Linked DNA regions of Homo sapiens: region 1 is linked to region 2. Evidence: chromatin contacts called from ENCODE Hi-C or POLR2A ChIA-PET data. All regions are on one chromosome and are shown on one strand. The core of a region is the stretch at or near the end of the contact, and the rest is flanking DNA. Distances in the headings are between cores, read along the strand shown. Region 1 holds the start of GCDH (glutaryl-CoA dehydrogenase). Region 2 holds the start of ZNF709 (zinc finger protein 709).

What was found. Hi-C counts contacts between places; a loop is a spot of excess contacts on that map. ChIA-PET counts read pairs that join two places held with the same protein, here RNA polymerase II (POLR2A). Pooled maps may share reads with other maps.
Region 1: a loop to region 2 is called in a pooled map, with 4 times the contacts of the local background. The contact joins the promoter of GCDH here to the promoter of ZNF709 in region 2. A Hi-C loop is called at or near these places in 3 of 50 pooled maps. POLR2A ChIA-PET finds 5 or more read pairs at or near these places in 3 of 52 experiments (OCI-LY7, WTC11 and naive thymus-derived CD8-positive, alpha-beta T cell).

The regions. Positions count from the first base shown.
Region 1 is chr19:12,887,991-12,893,286 of GRCh38, forward strand. It overlaps GCDH (glutaryl-CoA dehydrogenase), which reads left to right and starts at 3,170. Exons shown (of 12, transcript NM_000159.4): 1 at 3,170-3,212; 2 at 3,281-3,405; 3 at 3,497-3,532; 4 at 3,841-3,984; 5 at 4,126-4,188. The coding sequence starts at 3,315. RefSeq lists a promoter at 1-163, cis regulatory regions at 901-1,401, 2,701-3,388, enhancers at 2,503-2,572, 2,677-3,314, 3,315-3,952 and a silencer at 2,720-2,978.
Region 2 is chr19:12,480,728-12,488,120 of GRCh38, forward strand. ZNF709 (zinc finger protein 709) reads right to left here and starts at 4,089. Exons shown (of 4, transcript NM_152601.4): 1 at 3,928-4,089. The coding sequence starts at 3,930.

The DNA.
Region 1 (5,296 bases), core at 1,920-4,419, 410 kb after region 2:
CAGTGCCCTGGCTCTGGGCCTGGCTGCTCCTTGATTCTGCCCAACATGAGGAGAGGATCTGAGTTTCTACAACAGGAACCTCCACTCTGGTGCCCTGGGAGCCTGGGAAGGGGACATGGATACGTATTACAGACACATAACTCATAGTCACTCATTGGAAGACTGAGGCAGGAGGATCACTTGACACCAGGATTTCAAGACCAGCCTGGGCAACATAAAACCTATCTCTCCAACAAAAAGCTGTGAGTGGTGGTGCATGCCCATAGTCCCAGCTACTCAGGAGGCTGAGGTGGGAGGATTGCCTGAGCCCAGGAGGTCGGGACTGCACTGAACTATAATCACACCACTGCAGTCCAGCCTGGGGCACAGAAAGCAAGACTCTGTCGCTGGAAAAAAAAAAAAGTTGGGTGGCCATCTTTATTCCTGGCAGATCAACCTGGGTGACACAAACAAAAACAAGGCCAGGTGCGGTGGTTCACACCTGTAACCCCAGCACTTTGGGAAGCCAAGGTGGGGAGATCACTTGAGGTCAGGAGTTCGAGACCAGACTGGCCAACAGGATGAAGCCCTCTCTCTGCTAAAAATACAAAAATTAGCTGGGCATTGTGGCACATGCTTGTAATCCCAGCTATTTGGGAGGCTGAGCTGGAGAACTGGTTGAAACTTGGAGGCATGGGGCCAGGCGCAGTAGCTCACGCTAGTAATCCCAGCACTTTGGGAGGCCGAGGCAGGCAGATCACCTGAGGCCAGGAGTTCGAGACAAACCTGGCCAACACAGTGAAACCCTGTCTACTAAAAATATAAAAATAGGCCGGGGATGGTGGCATACACCTCTAATCCCAGGTACCCGGGAGGCTGAGGCACAAGAATCACTTGAGCCTGGGAGGCAGAGGTTGCAGTGAGCCAAGATCATGCCACTGCACTCCAGCCTGGGCTACAGAGTGAGATTCTGTCTCTAAAAAACAAAAACAAAACAGGCTTGGAGCAGTGAGTAGTGGCTCATGCCTGCAGTCCCAGCACTTTGGGAGGCCAAGGTAGGAGGAATGCTCGAGCCCAGGAGTTCAAGACCAGCTTGGGCAACATAGCGAGATCCCATCTCTAAAAACAAAAACAAAAACACAGTTACTCACAGGACCATGCAATTACATAATGACATGAGTTCCTGTTCCCTCAGTCACACTGATCATATAATCCGTGCACATATAATTGTGTGTCTGTCTATGTATATGGACTATGCACAGACATACAATTCCCAGGCACTAAAACACAACCCTATGCTATATTGGTTACACAATGTCATAGCCAAACAATCTCTAAAACACAGAATTCATAATCCACAGGCAGGCACACAGTTATACAATCCTACTGACACAATTTAGCCGTAATTGAGCAGACACACATGGGGAGTCAGATACATTGTCACAGAACTTTTTTTTTTTAGATAGTGTCTCTCTCTGTCACCCAGGCTGGAGTGCAGTGGCATGATTTTGGCTCACTGCAACCTCCACCTCCTAGGCTCAAGTGATTCCTCTGCCTCAGCCTCCCAAGTAGCTGGGATTACAGGTGCCTGCTACCACGCCACGCTAATTTTTTTTTTTTTTTTTTTTTTGAGACAGAGTTTCACTCTTGTTGCCCAGGCTGGAGTGCAATGGCATGATCTCAGCTCACTGCAACCTCTGCCTCCTGGGTTCAAGTGATTCTCCTGCCTCAGCCTCCCGAGTTGCTGGGATTACAGGCACCCACAAGCAGGCCTGGCTAATTTTTGTATTTTTAGTAGAGATGGGGTTTCCCCATGTTGGCCAGGCTGGTCCTGACCTCAGGTGACCCACCCTCCTTGGCCTCCCAAAGTGCTGGGATGACAGGCATGAGCCGCCCCAGCCAGTCAAAACCTACACTTTATACAGTCACACCACCGGTCACTTTTACAATATGTAAAGTAATTATTTAGTCACAGTTGCATAGCTACCAGTGCCCAACCGTAGGGGATGCACCCAGTTAAACACAGACAAACGCAAGGACATGGCATCACAGGTCCTGAGAATCAAGACACACACATTTCTCAACAGATACACAATCAGAATGGGTGCACCACAAATGCACTACACAAAAAGACAAAACAGGCGGGGCGCGGTGGCTCACGCCTGTAATCCCAGCACTTTGGGAGGCCGAGGTGGGTGGATCACTTGAGGTCAGGAGTTTGAGGCCAGCCTGGCCAACATGGTGAAACCCGTCTCTATTAAATATAAGAAAAAAGGCCAGGCATGGTGGCTCACACCTGTAATCCCAGCTACTCAGGAGGCTGAGGCAGGAGAATTGCTTGAATCCAGTAGGCAGAGGTTGCAGTGAGCCAAGATTGCGCTACTGCACTCCAGCCTGGGCAACAGAGTGAGAATCCGTCTCAAAAAAAAAAAAAAAAAAAAAAAATTAGCCAGGCATGATGGCATGCTTCAGTGGTCCCAGCTACTTGGAGGCTGAGGTGGGAGGATCGCCCAGGAGGTGGAAGCTGCAGTGAGCTATGATCGCGCCACTGCACTCCAGCCTGAGCGACAGAACGAGACCCTGTCTAAAAAGAAAAAACAAAAACAAAACAAAACAACCACATAGACTCACAGAATCACACAAGTTCACACACACACACACATACACAGACACAGACACACACACACACACACACACACACACACAGAGTCACAAGTATCTACATGTGCTTCCTGGGACAGACTGGCAGAAAGGTTTGCTAAGATCGCCCACTTGGAGCTCGTCTTCCCCACAACCAGCACCCAATTAGAGAACTCGAGTCTGGCCTCCTGGGTTCAGGAGGACGCCTAGTGCTCGCGCCAGAATTTCTTTGTTTAATTCTTGACTCCCTCCGCACACACCCCCTGCAACTGACCAACCAGGAGTGGGCCGAGCCCTTTCCTACGGCCAATAAGAGGAGAAACCCAGCTGGCCAATCGGTTTCCCGCACTCGTCTTCCGCCCCTACCCCGTCCGCTTCTTAAAGGGGCTAGCCTATCTCTGTCTGGGCCCCCCGATTTCCACAGGCAAGGCTACCTTAGCCCTTTTAAAAGGCAGAGCTGCGGAGGGGGCCGGATTCTAGGAGGAACCAATGAAAAGCCTCACTCGGCCTCCGCTCCTCCCACTTCTTGCTGAGGTCAAAGGCCTGCGTCAGTTGCACTGTAGCCTCGGCAGTGAACCGGGAGGTACTACCAGGTAAGGAAGGTGCGGTAGCCCCAGCCGTGGGTGAGAGGAGCTCCGCTCTGACACCCCCGCTCCTGTAGGTCGCCGTCGTTGCTCCGCTCGCTCTGAGAGAGCATGGCCCTGAGAGGCGTCTCCGTGCGGCTGCTGAGCCGCGGACCCGGCCTGCACGTCCTTCGCACGTGGGTCTCGTCGGCGGCGCAGACCGGTCAGTGTGGGGTCGGGAGTGTGGAGGGAAGGAGGGAGGAACTGGGGGTTTAGGGACTTTCCGGGGTGACTTTCCCGTTCTGTGCTTGCAGAGAAAGGCGGGAGAACACAGAGCCAACTGGCTAAGTGTAAGGACCTCTGGTCGCACCGTGTGTCTGCTGCCCCTGTTCAGCTGTCTGTCTGCCGCAGGTGGACTCTGTCCCAGAATCCGAGAGCTGCCCGAGCGGGGTGGCAGGGTCGTGGCCAGGGTCAGAGGCACTAAGGCAGTGAGTGCGCTGTGCCTGCGGGGCCGGAGAAAAGTCACCTGATCAGTCTCGCTTGCAGCTCGCACTAGCCGGGGGGCGACATGGGTGTTGGGGGGTAGGGCTGATGAGGGTCCGAGAAGGGAGGGCACAGTGATCTTGCGGACTGGACCGAGGCGAATTCCCCTTCCCAGCCTCGCGTCCCGAGTTTGACTGGCAGGACCCGCTGGTGCTGGAGGAGCAGCTGACCACAGATGAGATCCTCATCAGGGACACCTTCCGCACCTACTGCCAGGAGAGACTCATGCCTCGCATCCTGTTGGCCAATCGCAACGAAGGTGGGCGGGCTGGTGGGTGCCCTGAGACTGCTCCTCCGCCTGGAGCCATAGCCACCCCACCTCAAGGCCCCTCTGTCCTTGGGGCTGGGGCTTCCTGTGGCCTAGGCCTGGGCCTGAATTTGGGCACTGGTCCCTTTGCAGTTTTTCATCGGGAGATCATTTCGGAGATGGGGGAGTTGGGTGTGCTGGGCCCCACCATCAAAGGTAGGAACAAGTATCTCTCCACACACTGCAGAACCCTCTGTATTCTGAAAGCCTCTTCCTCCTTCCCTCCCTCCCTTTCTTCCTTCCTTCTCTTTCTTTTCTTTTCCTTTTCTTTCCTTTCTTCTTCCCCCCCAACAGAGTCTGGCTCTGTTGCCCAGGCTGGAGTGCAGTGGCACGATCTTGGCTCACTGCAAATTCTGCCTCCCAGGCTCAAGCGATTCTCCTGCCTCCACCCCTCTAGTAGCTGGGATTACAGGTATGTGCCACCATGCCTGGCTAATTTTTGTATTTTTAGTAGAGACAGGGTTTCACTGTGTTGGCCAGGCTGGTCTCAAACTCCTGACCTCAGGTGATCCGCCCACCTCAGCCTCCTAAAGTGCTGGGATTACAGGCATGAGCCACCACGTTCAGCCTTCTTTTTGAGATGGAGTTTCGCTCTTGTTGTCCAGGCTGGAGTGCAGTGATGCAATCTTGGCTCACTGCAGCCTCCACCTCCCGGGTTTAAGTGATTATCCTGCCTCAGGCTCCCGAGTAGCTGGGATTACAGGCGTCCGCCACCACGCCTGGCTAATTTTTGTATTTTTAGTAGAGGTGGGGTTTCACCGTGTTGGCCAGGCTAGTCTCGAACTCCTGACCTCAGGTGATCCACCCGCCTCAGCCTCCTGATTACAGGTGTGAGCCACCGTTGCCCGGCCCTTTTCTTTTTTTTTTTTTTTTGAGATGGAGTTTCGCTCTGTCACCCAGCCTGGATTACTGGATTACAGTGGTGCGATCCTGGCTCACTGCAGTTTCCTCCTCCTAGGTTCAAGCAATTCTGCCACCTCAGCCTTCTGAGTAGCTGGGATTACAGGGGTGCACCACCACGCCCAGCTAATTTTTGTATTTTTTAGTAGAAATGGGATTTCACCATGTTGGCCAGGCTGGTCTTGAACTCCTGACCTCAGGTGATCCACCCACCTCGGCCTCCCAAAGTGCTGGGATTATAAACGTGAGCCACCGTGCCTGGCCCCTTTGTTTCTTTTTTTAGAGACAGGGTCTCACTGTGTTGCCCAGGCTGTTCTCAAGTGATCCTCTTGCCTTACTGAAAGCCCCCTTCTTTCCCTAAGCC
Region 2 (7,393 bases), core at 2,839-5,338:
TGGAAATTCATTTGCAATAGGAATCATATGGACTTTGAGGTTTTTTCGTTTTTGTTTTTGTTTCTTGAGACAGGGTTTTAATCTGTCGCCCAGGCTGAATGAAGCACACTGACTCAATTTTGGCTCACTGCCACCTCTGCCTCCCAGGCTCAAGGGATCCTCCCATCTCAGCCTCCTGAGTAGCTGGGACTACACCCAGCTAAAATTACCACACTTGGCTAATTTTTTTTTTTTTTTGTAGAGACAGGGTTTCGCCATGTTGCCCACGCTAGTCTCAAACTCCTGGGCTCAAGCAATCCACCTGCCTCAGCCTCCCAAAGTGCTGGGATTACAGGCATGAGCCACGATGCCTGGCCTCTTTTAAATTTCCAAGTACTCTATGACATGCACATACAAAAACCGATCTAAAAATGAAAAATGTACCTGAGAATGTAAATACATTCATCTCTTATCTTGAGGTTCTCTTGCCTAAAAGAAACAAATATTCTGTTTGGTTCCAGAGTTTTCTTTTTTTTTGTTTTGAGATGGAGTCCTGCTCTGTTGCCCAGGCTGGATTGCAGTGCACAATCTCGGTTCACTGCAACCTCCCCTGCAACCCGGGGTTCAAGCAATTCTCCTGCCTCAGCCTCCCGAGTAGCTGGGATTACAGCCACCCACCAAAAATTACATGTCTGGTTAATTTTTATATTTTTAGTAGCGACAGGGTTTCACCAAGTTGGCCAGGCTGGTCTCGAACTTCTGACCTCAAGTGATCCTTCTGCCTCAGCCTCCCAAAGCGCTGAAATTACAGGCGTGAGCCACCACACCCGGCCTGGTTTCAGAATTTTCTTGCCTTAGTTGCATCATACCTTTCAATCGACTTACATTTTCAAACCCAAGAAACAAAATTTAACACACTCACATATGGAATAACATTAAAAAGTGTTAACAGAAACTAGAATTCAGCTGCTGTAATAGTCAGCAAATAAAGGAATCCAAAGGGAAAAAAAAACACCAGCCTGGACACAGTGAGGATCTACAAAAAATTTACAAATTCAGGTGTGACAGTGCACACCTGTAGTCCTAGGTACTTGGGAAGCTGAGGTGGGAGGATCATTTGAGCCAAGAAAGGTGTTCGAGGTTACAGTTAGCTATGATCACACCACTGCACTCTAGTCTGGGTGACAGAGTGAGACACTGACTTAAAAAAAAAAAAAAGGGAAGGAAGGAAGGGGAAAGAAAGAAAGGAGGAAGGAAAGGAAGAAGGAAAGGAAAGGAAGAAGGAAAGGAAAGGAAGAAGGAAAGGAAAGGGAAAGGAAAGCCAAGCCACATCTGTAATCCCAGCACTTTGAGAGGCCAAGGTGGGAGGACTGTTTGAGGCCAGCAGTTTGAGACCAGCCTGGCCAACAAAGTGAGAACCCACCTCTAAAATACACACACACACACACAAACACACACACACACACACACACACACACGCTCCCTCTCCCTCTCCCTCTCTCTCTCCCTCTCCCTCTCAAGTCAGCTCAGACTAGCAGACTGCTTCTCCACAATTCAGAAGGAAAACCCACACTCAGAAAGCTAAACACATACACAAGCTTGGGGCCCACATTCTTGCTGTTGGGCAACAACCTTTAGAGTGAGACAGTCCCTGGTGACAGAGGGCAGGGGCACCTGAGGAGCCAAAGGAATGAACTCAGCGAGCTCCACACATTCCCTCACCCCTGGTGACAGGGAAATCGCCCCTTCAATTGTTGTAAGTGAGGAAACTCTCAACTGGACTGAGATTAAGGTTCTGACCCAAATGAACTCCCCAGTTCATTCATCCTGTGTCCAGGAGACAGATCTCCTGGCCTTTACAGACTTTCTCACTATAGAAAAATTACACTGAGTGCACCTACACAACAGATGCAAAACTCAAACCTAATGTCTAAAAATAGGCCCAAGGAAACCACAATTATGCCCTCAGGAAGGGCATCACTGGATTCAGCCAATCCCCCAACGTGCATTCAGATCCCCAGCTTTCCAGTGCTCAGCAGCTTCTCTCAGTACAAAGGGCTCCTTCCACAGTAGGTATGAGCAGGTAGGACACCTGCAGGGGAGGCTCCCTAGGAAGAAACAACTGGGCCTTCGATTACATCCCTTGGGAGACCCAAGGGTTGGTCTTAGAGCTTGGAGTCACTGACCTGAGTCCTCTTTGCTCTCCAGTCAAGTGACCTGGACCACTACTGATATTTACATGAGACAAACCCTGTGTTTGAAGAAATCAAAGGGGAGGCTGAGGCAGGTGGATAACCTGAGCCCAGAATGGAATTCCATTTGAAATCACCGAAAAGGAAAGAACAGACCTGAGGAACTTGCTATACATTCTCAGAAGAAAAAAAGAGAAACAAAAATTTTTAATAAATGCAATATCATACTGGGATATTTCATTATTATTATTTTCTGTTTTTGAGACAAGGTGTGAGACCTTGCTCAGCCTGGAGTGCAGTGGCATGATCAAGGCTCAAAGCAGCCTCAACTTCCCAGGCTCAAGCAATCCTCCCGCCTCGGCCTCCCAAGTAGCTGGGACTACAAGTGCAGGCCATTACGCCCAGCTAATTTTTTTTTTTTTTTTTTTTTTTTCTAGTAGAGATGAGGTCTCTCTATGTCACCTAGGCTGGTCTTGAACTCCTGAGCTCAAGCGATCCTCCTGACTCAGCCTCCCAAAGTGCTGAGATTACAGGCGTGAGCCAACGCTCCTAGCTTGATATTTTATTATTTTCTGAAACCCATCTCTTTCTTGCCTCTTTGGAAATATTTTACATCCACTCTAAAGGTTTATTTTATTTTATTTTTTTATTTTTTTGAGACAGAGTCTCACTCTGTCGCCGAGGCTGTAGTGCAGTGGCGCAATCTCATCTCAACTGCAACCTCTGCCTCCCGGGTTCAAGTGATTCTCCTGCCTCAGCCTCCTGAGTAGCCGTGATTACAGATGTGCACCACCACGCCCGGCTAATTTTTTATATTTTTAGTAGAGACGGGGTTTCGCCATGTTGGCTGGGCTGTAGGTCTCCTAATTACGTATATTTTACATTTTTTGAGAATCAATTAAGTGAGTAAATCTTTTCAAGGTGATAAGCCCAGGGAGGGGAAGTGCTGCGCTGGAAAGGACAGATCTCCCAGAAAAGTTTCCAAAAAGGAGACTCAACCCAAAGGAGTTCCCATAGGATGTCAGGTCCCAGGAGAGATACTGGCAAGAGAGGCACAAGCATTTTACACGAGGTAGCTTCAAGTCCTTCTCCTCTGTTTTCCTCTCATATAAATACCCCAAAGCATACGTTAAATCTTTTTAAAAGAACCATCCATTCCTCTGTACAAAAAGGATAATTAAAATACTGCGTCTGGTTGAAATAACGACGTTGTGAACTGGAGAGAAGACATTGGCATTTGAAAGAGATCTAGAAATTTAGGGATTTAATCCCAGCTCTGGGAAGAGCCAGGCTGGAGGACACGGTCGTGGGTTTGAGATCTGGCTTCCCATACACTTGGAAACCTTGAGAAACGAGTCCTCCCTTGGGAAGAAAAGAGGGACTGAGGACCCCACACAACACTGCTCCTCCCACGCACGAACCCCACGACCGAGACGGGATTCCCTCCATGACCCTCCCGTGCCCCAGCACAATCTGGGGAGACGCGAGGCTGCGGGCTCGGAGCTGCCCAGAGAGGGCTCCGGGACTGGGGCCGCAGTCGCCGCGCAGGGACTTGACAAGACGTCCGGGGTCCCGGCTGCCGGCCCAGCCCCATCCTGCGGCCAAAGAGACCGAGGGCCGAGCTGCGCCAGGAGGACTCGGGTCCACAGACCCGGGAGACAACGGCGGGGAGGCCTGGGTCCCACCACAGCCAGATCCGGCCGGTTTCAACCCGCCCCTCTCTCCCATCTCAAGACCCCCAGCCCCGCACACTTACCATTTCCCAGACTCTGGGATGTCCTGGTGTTCTGTTTACCTCTCCCGCGGCCAGCACAGGTCCTACCTCCACCTGAGGCCCTTCCTCCACCTGAGGGCCTTCTGGGGTGAGGAGACCCCAGAGCGGAGCGCAGCGGCTGGTAGCCACGCCCTCGCCGTTTGCGCAGCGCCCCTCCGCCCGCCTTCCCGGCGGCGCCCCTGATTGGACATTGCACTCTTGGACCCGCCTTCGTTGCCTGAGTGACAGCTAGTAGGGAAGTCGCGTCTCTAAGCAACCTGCATTCGTCCGGGGTCAGGAATCTGTTCCCCTGCCACGGATATTTGCGTCTAAGCAGAATTTGTTAACGTACCCGGGGTCGGGCACTGGTGTCTTCCTGCAGCTCCTTCTGAGCGCGGAGACACAAGCGTGCACAGCGCAGGAAATTCCAGGCTCAGTTTCCAGAAAAAGGCTCTTTGTCCACAGCGAAAAAGGACGCCCGGGCCATGCCAGACTAGAACGGAAGGGTCAGACGCTCCCAGACTTAGCATAAGGCTGCGAGGCCATTCATGGATTTCTGACTCTTGTTTACAAATACAGACACTTAGAGTGACAGAGTGACCTCATCATACCTAACAAAGAGTGACTACGTTTTAATCTTTGACAACTGACAGGGTTTAGGCCGTCACCCATCCCTTCCCTCCCCCCACACTTTGCTCTAGTGGGAAGTTTGGACCCCACAGCCCTAGTCTGAGAGAAGGAGTTCCTTTTTTTTTTTTTTTCGGTAGAGATGGCGGTGGTGGGGTGGTCTCACTATGTTGCACAGGCTAGTCTCGAACTCCTGGGCTCAGGTGATGCTCCTTGGCTTCCCAAAGTGTTGGGATTACAGGCATGAACCACCGTGCCCAGTGAGGAATTATTCAGTTAAACCCAAAGCCATGAGATGTGTTCAGTAAAACTGAACACTGGAAGGATATTTATTTCGGACCAGTTTTTGACTATGTCCCTAGAGAACTTTTGTGGATCCTTTATGTTTGTTTGGTTTGTGGTTTTTGTTTTTGAGACAGGGCCCTTCTTTGTCCCTCAGGCTGGAATGCAGTGGTGCAATCAGAGCCCCCTGCAGCCTCGACCTTCTGGGCTCAAGCAATCCTCCCACCTCAGCCACCTGAGTAGCTGGAACCTCAGGCACGTGCCACCATGCTTGACTAATTTCTTTCTTTCTTTTTATTTTTATTTTGTAGAAACAGCATCTCACTATCTCACCCAGGCTGATCTTGAACTCCTGGGCTCAAGTGATCTGCTGGCCTCAGCCTCCCAAAGTGTTAGGATTACAGGCATGAGCCACTGCACCCAGCCCCTAGAGAATTTTGAAATGTAAATGGCTATGATATCGATAAGGCAATTAATTCCATTTTCACTGAGATTATTTAAAAAACCACAAAAGATTATGTAAATTTGGCATGTACTAGGAAACTCAATATACTTAAGATATTGGATCAAACCTACTAATGGGCAGGGCATGATGGCTCACACCTGTAGTTCCAGCACTTTAGGAAACTTAGGTGGGAGGGCTGCTTGAGCCCAGGAGTTTGAGATCAGCCTGGGCAACATAGTGAGGCCCCCCCCTCCCCCATCTCTAAGAAAATTTTTTAAAAATTAGCAGGGCATGGTGGTGCACACCTGTAGTCCCAGCTACTGGGGAGGCTGAGGCCCGAGGATTGTTTGAACCCAGGAGGTCAAGGCTACAGTCAACTGTGATCCTGCATTCCAGCCTGGGTGACAGAGTGAGACCCTGTCAGAAGGAAGGAAGGAAGGAAGGGAGGGAGGGAAGGAAGGAAGGAGGGAAGGAGGGAAGGAGGGAAGGAGGGAAGGAGGGAAGGAGGGAAGGAAGGAAAGAAGGAAGGAAGGAAGGAAAAAAAAAGGAAACCCCTGTAGCCTTTGGCTGTCACTGTCCTATCTTCCCATCTTCCTCCTCCAAGCCTCTGTCCTAAGCAACCATTAATTTACTTTCAGTTGCTATATAGCTTTCCCATTGTAGACTTGGAATGGAATCATATACTATGTGTTCTTTGTGAGATTAACTTCATTCACTTAGCATAACTGTTTCAAGGGACATTTACATTGAAGTTTGTATCAATACTTCATTTGTTGTTTACAGTAAAACAATATTTCATTGTACCAATATAGCCCATTTTGTTTATCCATTCATCCATTAATAGGCATTTGGTTTGTATCCACCTTTTAGTTGTTATTAATAAGGTTGCTATAAACATCCATGTACAAGTTTTTCTGTAGACATAGGATTTCATTTGTCTTGGGAATACACTTAGGAATGGAATCGATGGGTTACATGGTAATTCTATCTTTAATCTTTGAAGAGCTGCCAGACTCTTCTCCTCTCCTTTGGGAAATTCTATTACACACATATTGGTCAACTAAATAGTGTCCTGCATATTTCTCAGGCTCTGTTCATTTTTCTGTTTTCTGTTTTTGTTTTTTTAAGATGTAATCTTGTTATGTTACCCAGGCTGGACTGCTTCAGCCTCCCAAGTAAGTGGGACTACAGGTGTGCACTAGCATGCCCAGCTTAAAGAAATAATTTCTATTTTGATATGACACCTGCAGATCCCCCTCCCTCCCCCAAAAAATCTTTTTTTTTTTTTTTTTTTTTTTGAGACGGAGTTTCACTCTTGTTGCCTAGGCTGGAGTGCAGTGGCACAGTCTCGGCTCACTGCAACCTCTGCCTCCCAGGTACAAGTGATTCTCCTGGCTCAGCTTCCCGAGTAGCTGGGATTACAGGCACCTGCCACCATGCCCAGCTAATTTTTTTGTATTCTTTATAGAGACAGGGTTTCACCATGTTGGCCAGGCTGGACTTGAACTCCTGACCTCAGGTGATCCGCCCACCTCGGCCTCCCAAAGTGCTGGGATTACAGGCCTGGGCCACCACGCCTGGCCCGAAAAATCTTATTCTCCAGTTATCTCCTGAAAAACAGTAGGCCTACAGTCTACACTATATCTTGATTAAATTCCTAGATCTCTTCCCAATTGATTTTCACTTCTTTTTTGAAACAGACTCTCACCCTGTCACCCAGGCTGGACTGCAGTGGCGAAATCTCAGCTCACTGCAAACTCCACCTCCTGAGTTCAAGCGATTCTCCTGCCTCAGCCTCCTGAGTAGCTGGGGACTACAGGTGTCCGTCACCACTCCAGCTAATTTTTGTATTTTTAGTAGAGACCGGGTTTCACCATGTTGGCCAGGCTGGTCTCGAACTCCTGATCATAGGTTCACGCCATTCTCCTGCCTCAGCCTCCCGAGTAGCTGGGACTACAGGCGCCTGTCACCACACCCGGCTAATTTTTTTTGTATTTTTAGCAGAGCTGGGGTTTCACTGTGTTAGCCAGGATGGTCTCGATCTCCTGACCTTGTGATCCGCCCCCCCTTGGCCTCCCAAAGTGCTGGGATTACAGGCGTGAGCCACCACGCCCG